Regions from separate parts of the Homo sapiens genome. Here all the other regions are linked to region 1. Evidence: read pairs that join two places in POLR2A ChIA-PET (ENCODE). Cell type or tissue: PC-3. All regions are shown on one strand. Links, peaks and the distances in the headings refer to the core of each region. The heading gives the core; the rest is flanking DNA.

The links. Peaks named below come from ENCODE experiments on the same cell type or tissue, not always from the same donor. Only the 100,000 strongest peaks of a DNase experiment are listed, where the experiment ranks them.
Region 2: POLR2A ChIA-PET joins it to region 1 with 6 read pairs; 1 of 35 experiments calls an interaction of 5 or more read pairs at or near these places.
Region 3: POLR2A ChIA-PET joins it to region 1 with 14 read pairs; 1 of 35 experiments calls an interaction of 5 or more read pairs at or near these places.

The regions. Positions count from the first base shown.
Region 1 is chr10:51,685,223-51,693,029 of GRCh38, reverse strand. The region is part of intron 3 of PRKG1 (protein kinase cGMP-dependent 1); the gene reads right to left. Among named protein-coding and RNA genes, the nearest start is that of CSTF2T, 10 kb to the left of the region's middle. In PC-3, for the core only: no CTCF peak of the experiment used is centred there; a DNase peak (open chromatin) is centred at 3,289.
Region 2 is chr10:51,294,186-51,301,992 of GRCh38, reverse strand. The region is part of intron 2 of PRKG1 (protein kinase cGMP-dependent 1); the gene reads right to left. It overlaps MIR605 (microRNA 605), which reads right to left and starts at 2,420; the gene lies at 2,338-2,420. In PC-3, for the core only: no CTCF peak of the experiment used is centred there; a DNase peak (open chromatin) is centred at 4,372.
Region 3 is chr10:52,539,984-52,547,790 of GRCh38, reverse strand. The region is part of intron 1 of LOC124902426 (a long non-coding RNA gene); the gene reads right to left. Among named protein-coding and RNA genes, the nearest start is that of LNCAROD, 73 kb to the right of the region's middle. In PC-3, for the core only: no CTCF peak of the experiment used is centred there; a DNase peak (open chromatin) is centred at 4,700.

The DNA of each region.
Region 1 (7,807 bases), core at 1,938-4,437:
GAGGTGTGAGCCACCACACCTGGCATTTAATAACAACCCTTTATAACCAAGAGTTGGTTTAGATTCCCAAACTAGGTAACTACCCTTTAATCATAGGGTTTTAAAAATAAAAAAATAAAAAGTACGTAGCTAATTACAAAAAATACACAACATTCTCAATCATAATTAATTTTATATGATTGAGTATGTATAATATCTGCAGACATTTGAAATGAATCTCATATGTATTACAAAGGTTGGTCATTTAAAAAAATATATCTGACGTGCAGATGCAGTGGCTCATGCCAGCAGTTTGGGAGGTTGAGGCAGAAGGATCACTTGAGTTCAGGACTTTAAGACCAGCCTGGGCAACACAGGGAGATCCTGTCTCTACAAAAAATGTAAAAATTAGCTGAGTATGGCGATGTACACATTCTTTAAGTGAATCCTACAGACTCACCTTAATAACATTTAAAATGAGTGCCAACATTGGAAAATGGTATAGTTGGGCGGGGCGTGGTGGCTCATGCCTGTAATCCCAGCACTTTGGGATGGAGAGGTGGGCAGATCACATGGTCAGGAGATTCAGACCATCCTGGCTAATGGTGAAAATCCGTCTCTACTAAAAATACAAAAAAATTAGCCAGGGGCGTGGTGGTGGGCACCTGTAGTCCCAGCTACTTGGGAGGCTGAGGCAGGAGAATGGCATGAACCCAGGAGGCGGAACTTGCAGTGAGCCGAGATCGCGCCACTGCACTCCAGCCTGGGTGACAGAGAAATGGTATAGTTGAATTCATAATGTGATTTTTTTTTTTTAAAAAGGCCAATATAGGGCTTGCTTGGTGCCTTAACATTTATTAAATCATACTCCATATCGGAAATATCACTCTTGTTCTCATGTTAATCAATATAGTGACATAAATCAGGACTAAAAACATTGCCAGACACAAACCTTGTATGGGAGAGTAAATACAACCATCAACTATTAATACAATATATTTCCTATCTTTGGCTAAGCCTATATCCAAAATGATTTCATCTTTTTATGCTTATCAATCATCAGAGGAAAAGATCCTCATCTATTTTAAGCATCAGAGAAATTACACTATTGAAACTTGTAGAATTATTGTCAATGTTATTCAAGTTTTGTTCCCTAAAAGTTTTAAATATCTTTGGACAAGAAACCTCAAATTGGTGATCTGTGGACCAATTGAGCCTACAGATATGTTTTATTTGACCAGTCAATTTTCTTGAAAATTTTGAACTTAAATGCCTGTAGAAGCAGCTTATATTCTCCAATTTGGCCACAAGCCTAACCTCCTCCTAGCCTTCGAGCTTACAACTCCTGCTTTTACTCAGTATAAAAACATAATTATTAGATTGGATCAATATTAGTGTCTAGTTTGACAAATGTAGCATAGAAAAACTTGCTCAAGGCCAGACAAGGTATCTCACGCCTGCAATCCCAGCTGTTTGGGAGCCCAAGGCTGGAGGATCGCTTGTGTCCAGGAGTTTGAGACCAGCCTGAGCAGCATGGTGAAACCCTGTCTCTATAAAGTATACAAAAATTAGTTCATTAGTTGGCCATGGTGGCATGGCTCTGTAGTCCCAGCTACTTAGGACGTTGAAGTGGGAGGATCACTTCAGCCCAGGAGGTGGAGGCTGCAGTGAGCCGGGATCTCGCCACTGCACTCCAGCCTGGGTGACAGAGCAAGACCTTATCTCAAAAAAAAAAAAAAAAAGATAAAAAGAAAAACCTGTTTAGCAACTGGTTCGGCACATGTATTTCTGCAAAATCAACCAGCAACAAAAGGAAAACCCAAAGCAAACAAAAACAAAAATCTTGATGCATTTTTTTTTTGTGGATTTTGATGAGCTATACTGAGCAAAGGAATGTCCTAGGAAACTAAGCCAATCAGTATATTTAGCCCACAAATGTTTGCATTTTCAATAAATATTAATCCAAAATAGCAATATCTTCTTTTTCAATGAAAACATATATTTATAAAATATGATATATATTATTCATATATGTAGATATTAAATGTTAACAGCTCTAGAATGAAGATATGGATAGTATACATAATGGAACGTAATTCTTTTTTTTTTTTTTTTTTTTTTTTTGAGACAGAGTCTCACTCTGTCGCCAGGCTGGGGGGTGTAGTGGTGCAATCTTGGCTCACTGCAACCTCTGCCTCCCGGGTTCAAGCGATTCTCCTGCCTCAGCCTCCTGAGTAGCTGGGAGTACAGGTGCTCGCCACCACACCCAGCTAATTTTTGTATTTTTAGTAGAGACGGGGTTTCACCATATTGGCCAGGATGGCCTCGATCTCTGGACCTCCTTATCCACCCTCCTCGGCCTCCCAAAGTGCTGGGATTACAGGTGTGAGCCACAGCGCCCGGCCCAAAATTCTTTAATTTCTTTATCTGTTATTGATGTACCTGCCAACCTCTGACTCTCTGATTCTCTACTATCTCACTTTGTTGCCTGGAATGAATATGAAGCAGCCTGTACCAATTTAGGAATCTACTTATGTAGATTATAGAAAATGACCCACTATATAAACTTTCATATAACAGGCACAGTAATTTAAACAAAACAAAACAAAAGCCCTTAACCAGATCATGTTATTTCCCTGTTAAAACCTCTCATGGCTTACATTGCTCTTAGAATAAAATTCAAAATCCTTATGTGTCCTATATAGCCCTGATATAGTTTGGATGTGTCCCCACCCAAATCTCATATTGAAATATAATCCCCGGTGTTGGAGGAGGGGCCTTGTGGGAGGTGATTGGATCATGAGGGTGGATTTCTCATGAATAGTTTATCACCATCCCCCATGGTACTGTCCTCTTATTAGTGAGTGAGTTCTCATGTAATCTGGTAATTTAAAAGTGTGCAGCACCTCCCCCTCTGCTCTCTTGCTCCTGCTCTGGTCCTGTGCCTGCTGCCCCTTTCCCTTTGTCATGATTCTAAGTTCCCTGAGGTCTCCCCAGAAGCCAAGTCAATGCCAGCATCATGCTTCCTGTACAGCCTGCAGAAACATGAGCCAATTAAACCTCTTTTCTTTATAAATTACCCCATCTCAGGTATTTCTTTATAGAAATGCAAGAATGAACTAATACAAGCCTTAAGTATACCAATGTCGCACACTACCGTTGGCCCCTTACTCACTTCTACAAATATTTTGGGCCTAGTTTTATTTAATTGAATTTGCCAGACTCATTTTCATCTCTGTACTTGGAGTTTCTCTTGCTCATCACCCACTCTTTCCCCAGGCCTTTGAATGGCTAGTTGATTCTCTTTACTCAGGTCTTGGCTTACATAGTATAGCACTTACTCAGAGGCCTTTTCCTGAACACCTGGGAAACCACAGACAAAGCAAACGTAAATTTAAATGGTCTCCCAATTCTCTCTCATAATCTTGTTGTCTTTCTTGTTTGTTTGTTAAGAGTAGTTATCTTACCTGAGCACCACTTACACATTGTATGGGATTAATCCATATTCTCCAACCCTTTGCAAAGCATAATGGTTCTTCTATGCACCCACCAAACTTGATGATTGTCATGAATGAGTTACTCTTCATTATGCCCATGTTATATTTATCATGTAAATCATGTTTGTTCCCAAACAAATCTATGCTGGTTTTATCTATTATTATAATATATGAATATGCATATAGGCACAAACATAGGTATAGATAATGTGTGTATGTATGAAATATGATTGTAAAAATAAAAAGTTATTTCTCTGAAAACTATCTTGAATGCTTTGAAATATAGATAGATAGATAGATAGATAGATAGATAGTAGATAGATTTATTATGTCAACTGTGTTTGATGGTGTATTAGTCTGTTTTCATGCTGCTGATAAATACATACCCCAGACTCAGAAACTTACAAAGGAAAGAGGTTTAATGGAGAACTCACAGTTCCACGTGGCTGAGGAAGCCTCACAAGCATGGCGGAATGCAAGGAGGAGCAAGTCATGTCTTATATGGATGGCAGTAGGCAGAGAGAGCTTGTGCAGGGATACCACTGTTTTAAAGCCATCAGATCTCATGAAACCCACTCACTATCATGAAAACAGCATGGGAAAGACCACCCCCATGATTCAGTCATCTCCCACCAGGTACCTCCCACAACACATGGGAATTATGGGAGCTACAAGATGAGATTTGAGTGGGGACACAGAGCCAAACCATATCAGATGGTAAACCAGTTTATACCAATTGTACTATTTTTTGTTTTATATAGATTGATTGACTGATATTAGCATGAGTGTGAAAAAGTTATTTCTGTGAAAACTATGTTGACTGTTTCTACAAGATTTTATAAAAGGAGCTAAAAATACAACATTGTTAAATACTGTGGGGGCAAGGTAATTTTTTAAAATACTTTAAAAATCTTTAAAATCTAGAATTTACCCTGATACTTTGTAAGCATCCAAATCCTTGTTTCACTAAAAAAAAAAAAAAAAAAAAGGATTGTTACTGGCAATTTTAGACAAAGCAGGTCAATGCTTTAATTTCCTCACAGAAATTTTTCAGGCAGAGGAAGAAAAATCCTTGAGGAAATGTTATCTGAGGTTTGGTGCTGCCATAGTTGTCTCCCTTTAACCTCCACGGGATTACGCAGGAGAGACACCAGCCTGCCACCATTCCAGTCCTCCTCCTTCCCCTTCCTTGTGATGTTATATACTGAGGAGAACAGAATATACCCTAATCTCTTGCTAATTAAAGTGTGCTCCTTAGACCAGCAGCACCAGCATCACCTGGGAGCCTGTTAGAAATGCAGAATCTAGGTGCCCACCCAGACCTGCTGAATCAAAGCCTGCATATTAATAAGATCCCCAAGGATCCACATGCAAATAAATGTTTGAAAAGCACTGCTTTAATCCTACAAGAAAGTGAAAACAATGACAACAACAAATAAAAGCACCATAAAATTAATATTATGACAAATAGAAGGGATTTTTAATTTACCTACATGGCTTCCCTTCCACTAGCAGAGAAAATCAAGAATTGGCAAAAATCCTTACCCAATCTGAGGAAAATAGGAGATAGCCCATGTATTAGATGCCACATTGGACAAGCAAGCAGACAAACAAAAATCTTGTTCCTTCACAGATAATTGAGTGAACATTGGATCTACTGGGAAACCTAAGACAGCATAATTGAAATTATTGTTGTTTGGGGAAGACACCTGAATGTATTTTGTCCATATGTGTAACCCTTTTTTCCTTAGATATGGAGAAGAAGTTGTATTGAATTGGTAGAAACATTTATATTTATTATATATGATCACCAGAAACATGGCACACCAAAAATTGTTTCAGCCAAGCTGTGACTCTCTGGAATGAATGCCACCACCATTCGTCAAAAAATTATCTCATAAAACCTAAATTGTTCTCTAATCCCACAAATCTCATTATTTTTCTGGTAGGATATACTATCCAGATAGGAATGCTAACATCTGGGTACTCCATTTTCTTTTGTAAATGTCTTTCCCTATAACCCAGAAATATTGCCTAACATCACACAGAGCTTATCTAGACTAGAAACAAGATTTCTAGAAGAAATTTTGAAGCTGTCAAATCAGCATGCTTATGATTCAGTGTGAATAAACCCTCAACAGAATTCTGCTGCTAACAATTTTTCAAACCTCATCTAAGTATTCTAAAGTGTCAAAAAGAAAGGACCAGTATAACAAGAATAGTTCAAAGGATCAGCCCAGTGTTTGTTCTGTTACTTCATTTTCAGTAAATGTATTGGAAATGGTAGCAAAACTCTATACTGCAATTTGTGCTTTTAACCTTGTCTTTGAACCTAATCATAATTAAGAGTACAAATTAACCAAATCAACATTTGTAAATTAAGCAAATTAACTTTTTTTTTCTTGAAAGTTTTCATTGGCCTTAAATGAGTGAACTCAAAACATTTCTAGCAAACAACAATTTAAATTCAAATCAAGGCCTTTCAAGTGGTGACATCAAACCATCAAGAGGCTGTAAAGATGGCTGGGTGTAATATATGCCTGTAATCCCAGCACTTGGGAGGCTGAGGTGGGCAAATTACTTGGGATCAGGAGTTTGAGACCTGCCTGGCCAATATGGTGAAACCCCATCTCTACTAAAAATACAAAAAATTAGCCGGGCCTGATGGCGGGCACCTGTAATCACAGCTACTTGGGAGGCTGAGGCAGGAGAATACCTTGAACCAGGGAGACAGAGGTTGCAGTGAGCCAAGATTGCACCACTGCACTCTAGCCTTCCTCTAAAAAGAAAAAACAAACAAACAAACAAACAAAAAAGGTTGTAAAGAAAAATTGGGAACTTAAGAATCTTCCCTTTTCACATGTGTTCAGACTACTTGCATTCCAGTCCTAATTGGGGCTTTGTTTGCCTATGGGGGAAACAAATGTGCTTAACTAGAATGTTTTGTGAATTGGAAGGAAGATGGCTTATAGGATCTTTGATTGGTGGGGATTTCATTGTCATCATTTTCAGATAAACATGTTTTTAGAAACTTTTCCCCTAGTTAGTGCCTGTACTGACACAAGCAAGCTAGTTGAGCTTTGGCCAGTGATAACCTTGGTTTAAAATGGCCAAAGCTCCATTATCCTATGCAATCTAACACAGGAACAGAAAACCATATCCTGCATGTTCTCACTTATAAGGGGGAGCCGAACGAGAACACATGCATACTAAGAGAGGAACAACAGGCACTGGGGCCTACTTGATGGGGGTGAAGAGGGAGAGGATCAGAAAAAAATGCCTTTTGGGTACTATGCTTATTACCTGGGTGATAAAATTAATTGTACACCAAAGCCCCGCGACACGCAGTTTACCTGTATAACAAACCTACACATGGACCCCTGAACCTAAAAGTTAAAGAATAAAGTAAAATAAAATGGCCCAAAACTACTCGTCCTGAGGAATTCAAGCTGGATTATTCCGGGTAGAGGAAAAAAGAGGCTTATCTGCATCTCTTGCCCATTCTTTCATTTACCCAGGATTACATAGAAGGAAGGGGATTGATGGGCTGGTCAGTGACTCAGCCCATGCCAGCCAAGCAGGATTGTGAAACTGATCTCCTTTCAGGGCCAGCACTGTGGCAAAGGCTCACAAATGACCAGGGCTGAAGAGTGGTCTCTTCAAAGAAGAGAGGAGGCAGGAAAGAATGAGGGAGGAATAGTTACTTTTTTTGTTTTGTTGTTGTTTTGTTTTCCCCACAAAACCACAGACTTACTCCACATATATGATCATGGCTGGTCACCCCAAGCAGGAGGAGCTGTCTCCAGTTCATTTCCAGCTGTTCAGAAAGTCTTCTGTGTCTTCCCCACCACATTATGGAAGCTTTTTTGTCTAGTCTTTTATTTTAATAAAAAATGAAATATAACATATTGATATAGACATGAAATATAATTATTTAAAATGTTTTTTAATTCCAATAGGCATTTTAATTTACACAGTGAGCAAATACTTTGAGTTGATGGAAAGAGACTATAATAGTGCAATTTCAGACATCAGCCACAAGATTAGGGGGAGTGGAGTTATTTATTTTTGAGGGAGGGAGTTAGTAGCAAGGCTCTTGCAAGTGTTCCAGAACCAACACATGCCACTTATGAGTTCTATGTCCTCTTTTGGAAGGTTGGGTCATAAATAACATACAAACAGCATGTATTGAGAACCTACGAAATGCCAGGCATTTGACACGCAGCATCTTTAACTTCACTAAAATTGGAGGAAGTTGACTAATTTGCCCTAAGTCACAACAGCTCATAAGAGGTGGAAGCACCATTGAATCCAAGTTTGTCTGACTTCCA
Region 2 (7,807 bases), core at 3,230-5,729, 390 kb after region 1:
GACTAGTTAAGGTCACGTCTTAGAAGAGGCTGATACATGGGAAGAATTCACACAGATGACACATGAGAAGAGAAGGCAGTCACACACTCATCCTGATACCTCACGGCTCATACTGCTTTGCTCATACTCAACACACTAAACTGAACTGAACTCCTCTGACTGCAAAACCAATAGCCAGGAAGCCAAACCTGCAATGTCCAGTGGCAGCCGGGGAGGCTCAGGAGACAGGATCAATTACAACAGGGCTTCTTACGGGAAAGTGGTCCCCACACTGGTGATTCAGCTCACATGCCCACAGACTGACTGGGCCAGCTTGGCTTCCATTGACTGCCATCCCTCGCCTGGCTCTCCTGACTGCACCCTGACCTATTCCCAATCCTTTGGTCTTTCTTTTTTGGATAGATTACTATGGATTTCTGTTGCTCCATTTGACTTAAACATTAGTTTCCAAATAAAATATAAGCCAATTCTCTGCACATTTTGAAGTGGCTCACTCAAGGCTGTAATGTTTAAAAATTGATATTCCTCAGAGGGTTTTGTATATTTTTTCCCCTACTTCAGAAATAATTAGGGGAGTTATATTAAACAGGTCTAAAAGAAGGTACCTTTCTTTTAGGCATTTTTTTTCCCTCTCATTCCCCAAACATTCCATTACTATTTTATCCCTTCTGAGCCTAGCCAGAAACTTGGCCTCCTTTGACTCCCAAACATACCAAGTTATTAAAAATACCCTTCAGCCAATATTAAGGAAGGGTCAGTAAAATGAACTCAGCATGGGGCTTAAGCAGAGCACAATGATTTCTTTGACTTAGTGAAGGAAATGAATGAGGATGATTTTGGACGGCCAGTTTCTTTCACTAATCTGTTGCTGGACTCTATCAGACATGAATGTTTCTCCCTGTCAGATTTCCTAATATTTCTCCATTGTGCTGTCACCGACATGAGAGTTAACTGGCATGAGAAGAGCTCATCTCACTCAAAAAAAAAGTCAACATTCCACAGAAAGTTATGGGACCTTCAGTTAGTATTAAGAGGAAAGTGAAATTAGAAGCTTAGCACTCACAAGATTTATACAGGAAAAGAAAGGCAGACACACTATTTTCAGGCTGCTGCTAATTAAGTCTTATTTGGATTGGAGCCTTCTGAAAGGAATCAACACATCAGGAATGGGTAAGCTAACAGGGAGGAGACAGCTGCTGAATATAATTCTGGAGAGAGCAGCCCTGCTGCTTAGATCTCAGATAACACAGAGGTTCAGTGTGTAATTGACTATGGAACAAGAAGAACATTGTTTTGTAAAAGAAGGTACCATTGCTGGGGTCCACAGAAACAGTTATGGTTCTTACCTCTGAAGGAGAACTGTGTTTAACTGTGGCTTTTAGATTTAACTTACTAAATTTGTATTTGCTGCAAAAGTAAACCACACTCAAGAGTAAAGCAAAATTCATCAGCAAGGCTATAATTTTGCAGAGAGAAATAAGAAGGGTGTATAATATTTAAATCGGAACTCAGCATCCCAGCAAAGAGCTTCTTAATCAAAACAAAAGAGAAAAAATCATTAAATACAGTAACCCACTGAGATTCACATGAAGGTATGTCCCACAACTTTCATAAATCCCGAATTTATGATACCACTATAATATACTATTACTCCACAAGAAGTAGATGTGAATAACACCCAAGGATTACTGTGTATGATACAGAAAACCAAAGAGAAGAAAAGCTGCATGGAGAGCAGCTGCTCTGACTGTGTGTGCAGTGCCTCATTCACCAACACACAATTCAAATTCAAGCCTCAGCAAAATAACTTGTCGTAAGCCATGATCCTCTATAAGGTCATCTTCAAATAGACGAAATAGTGACATTTAATTCATAAAGACAAGGTTCTACTCTCTTGCTGAGCAAGTAATCCAATCAACTGTGGTTTAGTTTCATCAACTTTGGAGAAAAGGCAATTTTCTTTCAAGATTTGACACCCTTCATACCCTCTGCCTATAATTCCAGATGGTAGGTGTAGGTGGTAGAAATGTTAGGTTGAGCAGAATGATAGTACCTAAAGAAGAATGAATAGTACCAGGAAATGCATGACTCATGGCATTCTAATTTTCTTGAAGTTCTTTTGTACATTTGCATCAAGATTTTCCACAAAATTCAATCCTGACTTTAATTGTAAATTAAAGAGTCCTTTATTGAATTTCTATTATTGCAGAGCAGTTACGCCACATGAGGTATAATAGAAGCTTATAATGTCATTGAGAGGCCAGGAAAAAACACATGTGCAGAGAGCAATATACCTGTGGCTGTCAGCCTGTAACATAGGTAACCTGTATCTGCAGTCCTAACTTGATTCTAAATCTCATAGTGCCTTCTCTGTTTTTCCCAAGGAGAAGGCACCATGGGATTTAGAACCAAGCTAGGGCTAGAGACATATGTTACAGGCTGTGAAAGTTCTACCAAAGTTCCTACTTTAAAGAATGAGCAAAAAGAGGCGGGGCATGGTGGCTCACACCTGCAATCTCAGCACTCTGGGAGGCCGAGGTGGGTGGATCACCTGAGATCAGGAGTTCAAGACCAGCCTGGCCAACATGGTGAAACCCCATCTCTACTAAAATTACAAAACTTAGCCAGGCATGGTGGAGGATGCCTGTAATCCTACCTATTCAGGAGGCTGAGGAAGGAGAATTGCTTGAACCCAGGAGGCGGAGGTTGCAGTGAGCCGAGATCGTACCACTGCACTCTAGCCTGGGTAACACAGTGAGACTCCATCTCAAAAAACATATAAAAATAAATACAGATAAAAAGAATGGGCAAAAAGAGATACTGGCTAAAGTCTTAAGCAATAAATTCATCAAAGGCAAAAAGACAGGTAAGTGTGTGTGGCTTTAAGGAACCATTAACTGAACCATTTTATTGGAGCAAAGGGCTCATTTAAAGGCATGAGTGAAAATGACAGATGGAGTAATGGTCATATTCCTTTCATTATTACACTTTAGACAACAAACCTTTGTGCTCCATTGCACTTAAATACCAGGAAAACACTTACCAAAGAACAATATTAACACATTTATGCAACCATATGATCTTTGCATACAGATCACAGCAATCAAGCTTCCAACCTTTTGTTGCATGCCTACTATGTGCCAGGAATTGTCCTAGCACTTCCCTTCCAATTCCCTATCCTATTTAATCGCTTCACATTCTACCACTCACACAAATTGTAGATTTATTTTACTCTCAGCCCACATAAAATACTCCAACCTAACAATTTTTAATTCTATCGGCATGATATTCTTTCATCCATCTAATGTTTCTACCTTAGATCAGAACCATTTCATATTTCAATTCCTACATTACCCCCTAGACTCCAGGCTTATAGTTTTATAAAATAAGATTGTAAAATAAAAACCCATCTTCTCCCTTCCTCCAGAAAAGGAGAGAAGTAAGTGTGTAATAGCTAACATTTATAATGATTTTACTATGCTGAGTGCTTTCTACATAAAGCTGTTTCATTTAATGGCTCAGCAACACTGTTGAAAAAGGAAGAACCTGGAGTATGGAAAGACTGAACAACTCCCACCAGGTTCATGTAATCAGTAATTGGTGGAGCTGGAATTTTTAATCAGGTCCAACTCAGAACCTAAATCTTTTAAGATCACAAGCTTAGTCATAATATTCAATTCAGTGCCTTTTCTTTGCCTATAAAATAAACCACATTTTTTGAAGTAGTGGCAATGTAACTCTTGAATTAGATTGTGTGGGTTCAGATTTCAAATGTATCATTTGCCACCTGTGCAAATTTGGACATCATAATTAATATCCCTAATCATGAATTTATCATCTATAAAATGGATAATATTAGTTTCTTTACACACCATTGTTATAAGGTTAGGAGATAATTCATGTAAAATGTATACAGGGCCTAATATAGTAAGTGCTTAACAAGAACTGATGAAGGAATAATGGTTAGGTACATAAATGAATGAGTGAATGAATTTCCTTTACATACATCTCTTTATATAAATATATCACTTATAGTAACAAGTGTAGGTAAGGACACCTACTCTATCCCTCATTGTTAGGGTTAAGAACTGCTTGCATTATTTTTTAGGAAAAGCCATTAAATGCCTTATACTAAAGAGAAAATAATGGGAGGCATTATCGTAATCATTATCATCATGATTTCATCAAAACTGATGAAAACCTATTACATGTAAGATATCAAGGTTAAAAAAGAGACATATGGCAAAGATGCCATCTTAAAACCTACATAGTAATGCAGTATGTGTAGATTGATCAGTGAATAATTAGATTGTACAACTGCAGTGGAACAAAAGTTCTACCATTCCTGTTGCTCATACATAGAAATGCACATGAGTCACCTACAAGCTTCCTGATTTGCTTTTGCTTTCTCCCCAGCTATTACCCAAACCTAAAAGTATGATTTTTACAAGTTAATAATTTTCTTTTAAGAGGTGTTGTCAAAGTTTCCTCTCAATCCTAATTTAAGGTAAGTATAAAATTATAATATGAAAATCCAAGAATTCACGTTTTAAAAGGAAAAAAGATAAACCAGTAGCAAAGAGCTGGTAACAGATGGCGACTTAGCAGTTAAAGCAGCATTTTTATTATATTCCAGATAGTAAAGTTTTTCTATGACTCTACTGTTCAAATGAACACCCACAGGTTCACCATCTAGAAGTGGTATGTCCCCTAACTTTAGAGAACAAGTTGATTCACAGAGTTCAATACCCTCAAGGTCATTTACTTTCTCTAAATGTCTACCCTCCCCACAACATGCCCTTTTTCCCCCTATTACAAATCAACCAATCTTACAGCTCGCAGAACAGAATTCACTGAATCTTAAAATAATACTATCATATTATTGCCAGGGAAGATGAACTGTGGCTTTTCTCCACTTTTGGACTCAATGCTTTGCATTTATTGTTTCCTTTTATGACCAGTCAGTCCTAGAAGCCAAGGTTAAAACAGAGGAATATCCTCCCAAAAGGAATGAAATAACCCCTTCACTGTTCACTCTGTTATATTTATTCAAGTTAAGAGATCTTAAATAAAGAGGGAAAGAATAGACAAAGGTAAAGCTAAAAAGCAGACTAAAGAAAACATGGAAAAGCAGAGGCGGCAATGTAACTAGGTTTAATTTCAGAGCAAATGAAAACAAAAATACAACATAAATGCCTACACTAGGAAAGAACATTCTCAAATAAGCAACATGACTTTACACCTCAAGGAACTAGAAAAAGAGGAAGAAACTAAACCTAAAATTATCAGAAGGAAGGAATTAATAAAGATTAGAGAAGTAAATCAAATAAGAAACAGACAACAATAAAAAAATCCATAAACAAGAGTTGATTTTTTGAAAGCATCAACAAAATCAACAAACTCAGCTAGGCTAATAAGAAAAAATGGAGAAGACTCAAATAAATAAAATCAGAAATCAAAGAGAAGATATTACAATGGATGCCTCAGAAATGAAAAGTATCATTAGGGACTATTGTGAACAATTATATGCTGACAAACTGGATAACCTAAAGGAAATAAATAAATTTCTACAAATATGCAACTTATTGAAGCTGAATCAAGAAGAAATAGGATAGTGTAGACAAACTGCACAAGGAAGACATTTATTTCAGTCCGTAATCAAAAGTGTCTCAAAAAAGAAAAGCTCAGGATGAGATGACTTCTCATCTGGTGAATTCTAATAGACAATCAAAGAAGAACTGATAACAATCCTTCTTTAACTCTTCCAAAAAAATAAAATAGGAGGAATCACTTCCAGACTCATCTTATGAGGCCAGGACCATCCTGATCAAAACCAGACAAAGATACAACAAGAAAAGGAAACTAAAAGCAAATATTCCTGATAAATACTGATGCAAAAATCCTCAATAAAATACTAGCAAACAGCATTCAACAGAACATTAAAAGGATCATACACCGTGACCAAGTGGTATTTATCCCTGGGGTGTAAAGATGGCTCAACATAAGGAAATCAATCAACGTGATACACCACACTAACAGAATGAAGGCCAAAAACAATATGATCATCTCAATAGATTCAGAAAAAGCATTTGACAAAGTTCATCATTCTTTCATGATAAAAACTCTCAACAAAATAGGTATAGAAGGAAATTGTTTAAACACAATACAGGCCATACATGAAAAGCCCACAGCTAACATAATAATCATTGAGGAAAACTGAAAGTTTTTCTTTAATTTCTGGTATAAGATATGGATGTCCATTCTCACTACATCTATTCAACACAGTACTGGAAGTCCTAGCCAGAACAATTAGACAATTAGACAAAAAAGAAAAGAAAAGAAAAGAAGAGGAAAGGAAAGGAAATCGGAATAGAATGCATCTAATTAGGAAGGGAAGAAATAAGCTTATCTCTGTTTGCAGATGACATGATCATATATGTAGAAAACTCTATAGACTACAAAAAAAGAAAAAAAATGTTAGAACTAATAAAACAATTCAGTGAAGTTTCAGGGTATAAAATTAGTATACAAAATAAGTCATGTTCTATACACAAACAACAAACTATCTAAAAGGAAAATTAAGAAAACAATCCCATTCATAATAGTAACAAAAAGAATAAAATACTTAGGATGAACTTAAGAGGCAAAAGACTTACACACTGGAAATTATAAAATATTGATGAAGAAAATTTAAAAAGACACAGACAAATGGAAAGACATACATGGTTATGGATTGTAAGAATTAAAATTATTAAAATGTCCATACTACCCACAATAATCTACAGATTTGGTGTAATAGCTATTAAAATCCCAGTGGCATTATTTGCAAAAGTAGAAAAAAATACTAAAATTCATATGGAACCATAAAAGACCTTCAATAGCCAAAGCAATCCTTTTTTTTTTCCTCTTAGAGACAGGGTCTTGCACTGCTGCCCAGGCTGGAGTGCAGTGGCACAATCATAGCTCACTGCAGCCTCAAACTCCTGGGCTCAAGCAATCCTCCCCCCTCAGTCTCCCAAGTAGCTGGGACTACAGGCAAGTGCCACCATACCCAGGAAATTTTTTTATGTTTCAAATTTTTTTGAAGAGACAGAGTTTTGTTATGTTGCCCAAGCTGGTCTCAAACTCCTTGCCTCAAGTGATCCTCCTGTCTCAGCCTCTAAAGTGATGGGATTACTGGAGTAAGCCACTGTGCCTGGCCTCTCAAAGCAATATTGAACAAGAAGAACAAAGGGGAAGGTATCACACTTTCTGATTTAAATATATCTTACAAAGCTATAATAATCAAAACAGTATAGTAGTGGCATAAAAATAGACATATTGACCAATGGAACAGAAAGAGCCCAGAAGTATTAGTTTAGTGCAAAAGTAATTGTGGTATTCCCATTACTTTAAATTACACTAATTAACATTAAAAGTAATGGCAAAACCACAATTACTATTGCACCAACCTAACGAATCCACCCATTACCATCAACTGATCTTTAACAGTGTTCCAAGAACACACACTGGGGAAAGGATGGTCTCCTAAATAAATTATGTTGGGAAAACAGTATGTCCAACCACAGAAGAATGAAATTGAACTCAACTTATACCACATACAAAAATCAACTCAAAATGAACTAAAGACTTAAGCATAAGGCCTGAAACCATAAAACTACTAGAAGAAAACATAAGAAACAAGCTTCTTGAAATTAATTTGGATCATGATATTTTTGGATATGATACCAAAGCACAAGAAAAAAAGTAATAATATACAAGTGAGAATGCATCAAATTAAAAAGCTCATGAAGAGCAACGACAACAA
Region 3 (7,807 bases), core at 3,230-5,729, 850 kb before region 1:
AGGAGATGTGACTGGTAAAAGGAGTGGGGCACTTCCCTCCTCTATCTCTTCCTTCCTCTTTTGCCACATGATGTCTGTTCTCCTAGAACTTCCACCATGAGTGGAAGCAGCTTGAAACCTTCACCAGAAGCAGATGCTGGCACTAGGTTTCCTGTACAGCCAACAGAAGTGTGAGCCAAATAAACCTCTTTTCTTTATAAATTACTCTGGCTCAGATACTCCTTTGCAGTAACACAAATAGACTAGGACAATGGCTTTCACATAGAGCTGTTCCTCAATATGCAAGAAGGATTGGTTCCAGGATCTTCCTGGAATACCAAAATCTGCAGATACTCAAGTCCCTTATATAAAATGACATGGTATTTGCAGATAGCCTATGAACATCCTTCAATATAATTTAAATCATCTTTAGATTACTGCAAGATAAAGCCTGTATAAATAGTTGTTATACCACACTGTCTAGAAAATAATTACAAGAAAAATTCTCTACATGTTTAGCACTGATGCATTCTTTTCTGAATATTTCCTATCTGTGGTTGGTTGAATCCACAGGTGCAAGACCCATGGGTATGGAGGGCTGACGGTGAACCTAGATGATTCAACTGAAAGCCTAGTCTCTCAGTTCCCTGACTGCCTCACTTCCAGTGATCCTTCATGGTTGTATACCTGCCCTTGTCTTTACCAATTACTGAAAATTCTCCAGAATCTCATTTTCAAGTGTCTTACTGTCCAACTCCAACTTTCTACCCGTCCAGGGTACTCCATCTAGTACTGTAACTTCACTGATCCTTCTGCACCATTGGTGCCTAAAATCTGATACTATCACTTGTCCATTAAATTTTATGATTAATAATTATCATCTCTTCTTTGCATTTGTCTCAACTTCCTTCTCTATCTTTGGAAGATTTTTACATATTGGGCAAAATCCCACCTAGGGATACATTATTCAGTTGTTGTTCCCAGTGCTCATGCAATGGAATATGGCTGGAGAAAAACACAAACCTCGGTGGCTGACGCCTGTAATCCCAGCACTTTGGGAGGCCGAGGCGGGTGGATCACGAGGTCAGGAGATTGAGACCATCGTGACTAACACGGTGAAACCCCACCTCTACTAAAAATACAAAAAAATAGCCGGGCGTGGTGGTGGGAGCCTGTAGTCCCAGCTACTAGGGAGGCTGAGGCAGGAGAAGGGCGTGAACCCGGGAGGCGGCGCTTGTAGTGAGCGGAGATCGCGCCACTGCACTCCAGTCTGGGCGACAGAGCGAGACTCTGTCTCAAAAAAAAAAAAAAAAAAGAAAAAAAAAGAAAAACACAAACTTGCTGAATACTGAAACATTAATGACTACAAATCCCAAGATGCCTCTTAAGCCAAGATGCCTGGTAACCATAATTTATTTCCCTACTCTATTCACATTTCTAGTTTCTAGATAACTATTTCAAACCTTCTCATATCAGTAATACTTTGTTTTCCATTCTTGCCCTCAACTCACAACTTATTTTCCTAATAAAACAGACGCATTCAGAAAGACAACTTCCACATGTTTCCACATCTAAAACTACCCATTTTCCAGCATCAGTACTCATATATCCTGCCTTCTTGCCTACTGTCCCTGGATAGAATAACAGATCACACTCCTATCTAAAGCTGGTTCTTCTGCTTGTGCTCTAGACCCCATCTGCTTTCTCAAATACGTCACATCACTCTATCTTTCCTCCTCTCTCCTCTCCTTTTCCCTTTCTCTCACTCCCACTCCTCTATCCTTTCCTGGGCCATTTCACTAACATGCAAGCATTCCCCATTTCTTTTCATTTTGTTATGATACCTTGTTCATAAATCTCATTAACAACATTTTTTCCATAGTTAGGTGTTTAGATAGCCACATATTTTGGAAGAAAGTATCTCTATTTCACTTATGTGGAGGTTTAAATGAACTGTTTGAAACTATAATGGAACAGGAGTTTTTGATATTTGAAAGTCTCTATCCCAAAAGGAGAAATTAATGAGGAACTGTATTTTATACAATTATGTCCTGGCCCTACCTTTTTATTACTACATCATGGCTGGAATGTAAGTTAAACAGTTGACTATTGCAAAAGCAAGGCAGTAGGAGAAATTGGGCAGTCTGCTGAAGTGTTCCCATATGTTTCCAAGAAGCAATGTTAACAGGGACAGCTCTTTTCTTCAAGTTAATAGGTACATCTCCTTTAATCTGAAGAGTATCATCAAGGAATGATTAGGATTCCAGCAACAAGGCAAGCAAGTTCCCTAAGATAACATCATAAGTTCATGCAGGCTAAGGGCAAACAATCAAAAATTGGTCAAGGATTTTCTTCTAATCATGCTTCCTTCAGTTAAGTTGTGATATTTGGAGGCAATTGGTCAAACAGATCATTTCCTGAAAAGTTATATCTATTTTTTGACAGAGCATTGATTGCTTTGCAACTCATATTAATTATGATGCCTTATGAACTCATTAACACCAATAGAGTTAATCTTTTATGGAAATGTTGAGAGAATCACCAAACAGCTCTGCTGAAACTCCAGAAATGCCTGAATTTCTTATGAGTTTCTTAATTATTTTGTGCTTTTTTATTATTTTTCCACATTTCTTTAAACGCAGGTTAAGTTTATCAGAAATGTGTGATCAACACGGAAATAAGAAGAGAACCATCTAAAGATGTGAACTGTTAGTAACATTAAGACATTGCCCCAAAACTATCTCTAAATATTTGCAGATTAACCTAGATCGAGTTGCTGTCTGAATACTATCACTTAAATAATTAATGAAAGCCCAATAATAACTCTCACATTTATAAAATGGCTTATGCCATTTCCTATTCAAAACTTTTGAAATAAATTTTATGTTGACTCGCTATTGCCATCAGGTTAAAGTCCAAACTCCTATATATAGTTTAAAATCATCTGGCCTTCATTTACTCCTCTCATTCTGTATCTTTCATTCTCCGACCCCAATTCCCCAAACCTAATGCTCCAAATAAATTGAACTCTTTTTTTATTCCCTAAAAATGCCATGTTCTCTCTCCTTTCTGAATCTTTGCATATTCTCCACTTGAAAAATGTTGCCAATTCATTTATCTAGCTATCTTTCAACTCACACGGGAGGTGTCCCCACCTCCCAGGAGTCTTCTCTGCTCCTCGAAGACTGTTGTATATATCCTTCCCACATTTATTCTAACATACTGCAGTTGCTAGATACCCTTCCCGCATTTTTCCTAATATACTATAATTCTCACCCGTAAAGTCCATATGCTCAGGGGTCTGTCATTCATCATTGTGGCCTTAATATCCAACACAACATTTTGTAGCAGATCTCAAAATATACAAACTATCACAAATGTCATTTGATTATGACAAATTTTTAAATTTTTATGCATCATATTTGTACATAAGGTACACGTGAAATTTTGTTATATGCACAGACTGTGTAATGATCAACTCAGAGTACTAGGGTGTCTATCAGCCAGGTAGTTATCATTTTGATGTGTTGGACACATTTCAGGTATGACAACATTTTTGTGAGTGAATGGAATAAATATTGTTTTCACCTCAGTTTACAAATGAAGAACCTGGGATTTGAGGAGGTGAAATAATTAGTCCAAGATAAGAAGATTAAAAAATGGTAACAGGAGTGGATTCTAGATCTTAGTATTATAAACCATACAATATTTTCATGTAAATGAAACTCAAATTTTAAGTTAACCATACTGTCCAGACATGAACTTTGAAAATATGAGTGGCAGATGTAAAAGTATGTATCAATTTCTGAAAGTTTATTGGTGATCCTCAAACATAAACTCTTATTCAGTGACATATATGTTTTAGCAAAGAAATTTGAATGAGATTGAAGCAACCCCAAACTGAAAAACCTCTTCATTCTAGAAAAGCTAATCCAATTGCTTCTCCTGAGTAGGTAAAACTTAGTATTGTGTCTATGAATCTGGTCTCTAAAGAGATTGAAAGTTCGAATATGAGAACTCTTAGACTGTGCCTTTCCTGGGCTATTAAAACCTCCTCTACTTTTGACATCAGATTTGAAGGAAAAGTATGTTGTTCTCTCTCAACCTTCCCTACCAAATATGCCTTCTGCCAAATTCTCCCATTTAATCAGCTAACCTCATTCTATTAAGAGAGGAGAAAGGGAAGTAAATGGTAAACAAATTAAAATATTACAAGCAACTTGCTTTCAAAGTCACAGAACTAGGTAAAACAAACAGGTTGAAAAGAGTTGACCACAACACTCTGTTCACACACTATTTCTTGATTTAAAATACAGTGATATTCATTAGCCAAAGACAGTGAAACGACTGGTTTCTGCTGAAAGTTGTGGGAGGATAGTAGATTTTTATCTCTTTTAAGCACTCTTTCTCCAACCTCGACCACTTTGCTGTGTAGATGAAATGTTCTGAATCAATATCGAAGATTCCAGGCGGCTCTGACATGAGCTGGAATGATAGCGAATCAGGTATGCAGAAGGAATGGAGCCTTCAGCTTCCATGTCAAATAATATGTTTTATGGATAACTCACCTGTTCCTGAGAAGCTGTGTAGGTATTCTAGGCATTGGATTTTGAATCCTGAAATTGAATGACTTATTAGGTCTTTATTACATAGCAGATGCTACAATGCTTCTCATGGCATTGTTTTCTTTTTATTTCATCAGTTTGGGTACATCAAATTGGGATGACTCAGGTGGCATGATTCCAATGACCCTTCTTGTAGGATCTGTTGGTGATCACAGGGAAGGAAGATCAGCAGGTACAGAAAGTTTTTTGAATTTGTGGCTGGGCTTTCTGGCCCCATAGACACCCACCATATAATAAAAGCCCTGATTTGGAATCCCAGCCTTTATTGCTTTCTTACATTAAAAAAAAACTGGTAGAATAGCAGGATAATCAATGTATAAAAATTACGTAATTTTTCACTTTCTTTAATAAATAAAAAAGTTCTCTACCTAAACGTGTTTTCAAAATTCTGCATGCCATATTGTCTTCTGAAATTCTCAAAAGTATTCGGTATGTTAAAAGTTCTATAAAAACTTTCAAAAAGGAAAGCTTTCTAATGTTGTGTAACCTAATCTTCTTCCTTTTACTCACTTAACACTACCTCTTATCATCCTGCGAGGACTTACTCAGGGGAGTGCTGACCCAGTCTAACCCTATTTTGGTATTTGCCTTTTACAGAACATTCTCATTCTCTCTTGCTGCTATTTCATTCTCCCCCAAAATGCAGAAGAGATGTCTATTTCCTCTTTCCTTGTGGTGGGACATGACGGCCTGTCTTACGATGGTGTTTTAGCTCTGGGTAGACAGAACAAAGAAAATGTCCCCAGACTGAAATGTATGCCTTTCTCAGACCCATTCCCCAAATCTTTATCCAGAATTGGTTTACAGATGGTAGTACCTATTGCTTGTATTTGTTTAATTGGTTTGGGGTTTTTTTGTTTGTTTCTTTTGCCCAGTAAGCTTTCTCATCTCCCTCCTCCTGGAAACAGAACCCGCTCTCCTCACCACAAAAACAGTTCTTGGCCCATCACGAGCCCTTCCTTTCTGGCAGCGTGATTGATTCAAGGGTGAGAACAGCACAAAACAAAGCCAATCAGGGTCCTTCTGTGAGATCAATATATGGACCCTGGGGAAGGGGACTGTCTTTCTTCAGGAGTGGTTAAAACTGGGAGGATGTGATCTCTGTGGTCAGCTGCTTCCCTAGCACAGGGAGAGCATCCAAGAAGCACAGCAGAAACAAGCAGTGAAGACAAGGAGAGTCTGGTCACGTTGGGTTCCGGGTTCTGATTCCTGAGATAAATGAGATCAAAACACTTTGATACTTTGAGAAACAGAAGTCTGTTTTCCAGCTCTGTGATCCATAAATAATTGCACTTATTGTCATTTAAATACAACGTATGATGAAGAGCACCCTTCTTTACCAGGATTAGATTAGCAGTGCACAACTTTGATTCAGAAACCTTGTGTACAGAATAAAACTTAAATATCAGTTACATCTTTGGTAAATTATTCCTATGCTATCCGTACTTTTATAATTAAAGAAGAATTTACTTTTCTAGGCTTCAAATCAGGCAAAAGTTTCTCATGATTTAAATAATTGTACAGTCTACTATTTGTATCTGGTAGTTTAAGGTAGTTGTTAAAATTTGTGGCTGTAATCAACCCACAAATAGCAAGGAATAAATATATTTCCTTGTAGAGACTTCAGCACTTTGGGTTTGGTGCATGTTGGCAAGGAGGGGACATGAGGAATAGAGTTCTTTACTCTGACTTTTTTACAATCTCTTTCATTAAACACCCTGTGCATGACATTAAAAAAAAAAGTGTCCCTTGCTCTCTGTGCCTTTCCTGTTTAGCAAAAGTCGTCCCCAAAGATGTTATCAACTGAACAGAATGTTTTGTGTCTGGAGCTTAAGTCAGTGAGTCAAACGTTGTTGCAATGAAAATCATGATGCCATGCTGACCCAAACTCCCTGAGCTCCACTCTGATAACATGTAAGAAGATAAGTGGCAGAATGCCACAATATGTGTGCTCATGGTCCTGAAGGATGTGCCCAGAGATGTGTTTAGTTCTTGGGTTCCTTCCCACATGGCACCTCCTGCTGCAATTTATTGACACCAGATGTTCTTTGTATCAGTAAGACTTGTAGCAATGTCTATTTAAAGTTAAATGGAGTAATTGAAGCCAGAGCATCATACTTTGAATGAAGTAAATCAAAGCACATCACAGTCATAAAAATGCAGACTAGGGAAAGCATGAATGAGAGAAATCCATTATTTTTTTTAAAAAGCCAGACTAATAGAGACCAAAAAATTCTGATTAAAATTTATCATCTCCCACAACACTGATAGAAATCAATTGGTAACTGGTCAGAGCTCTGACGCCACAATTAGTGAGCATGCCTCACTATATAAATTAGGCAGAAGTCTTTTGTCATAATGACCTCCTTCTCCACGACAGCTCATGGAAAACAATTCTGCATTTGGATCACTGTGGGGATCAGATGCAAAAACTCTGGCTAATGATAAGAGACATGGACCTGCAGTCTAATCATTTTACTAACATAATGCTTTAGACAGAAGTTTTAACAAGTCAAGGCTTAACTAATGATTGATGGTAGGAAATGGAGACATGTTTTAAAGTCTGATGTAAAAGAAAACTAAGACAGGAAGGACAGTGTGATTAGAATGGCTAAAAGCAGACCATGAGCATTAATAAATGTGAATTTTAATAGGTACAGGTCTGGCAGCCAGCAGACAGCAAGACCTTAGACTGACTGAAAAGAAACGAGAACTTTTAGTATTGCTCCTACTAAATTGAATAATCAGAGGCAATATAAATATACCAAATTATAACAGTAATTCAAAAGTACAGAAATCAAAGCTATGAAGATTAAAATTATAACATGTGAGCATGGCAGGATAATATTTTAAAGAAGTTGGCTGTTTTCCTTTTTAAATTTTTTGTTCCAGTAATTTCCCACTATCTCTTGCCTCATGCAGGCACAAACTTGGCTCTGTATTCATCACTTCAGTGAAAGGATATGTCAGAAAACAAAGCAGAAGCAGCCTAAAAGTCTCTGCCTTTTATGCTCCAAAAAACTTAAATTCCTTTGGAGAGATTTTAAGGATTTAGAATAAAATGTGTAGAAAAAAAAAAAAGAAAAAAAATGGTGTCTCATGCCCATTCCCATCCTGACTAGAAAAAGAACCCCCTGGGTGGAAAGGAAAATAGAAGAGATAGTAAGGAAGCAATGAAAAAGAGAAATTGTAGGGTCTTTGAG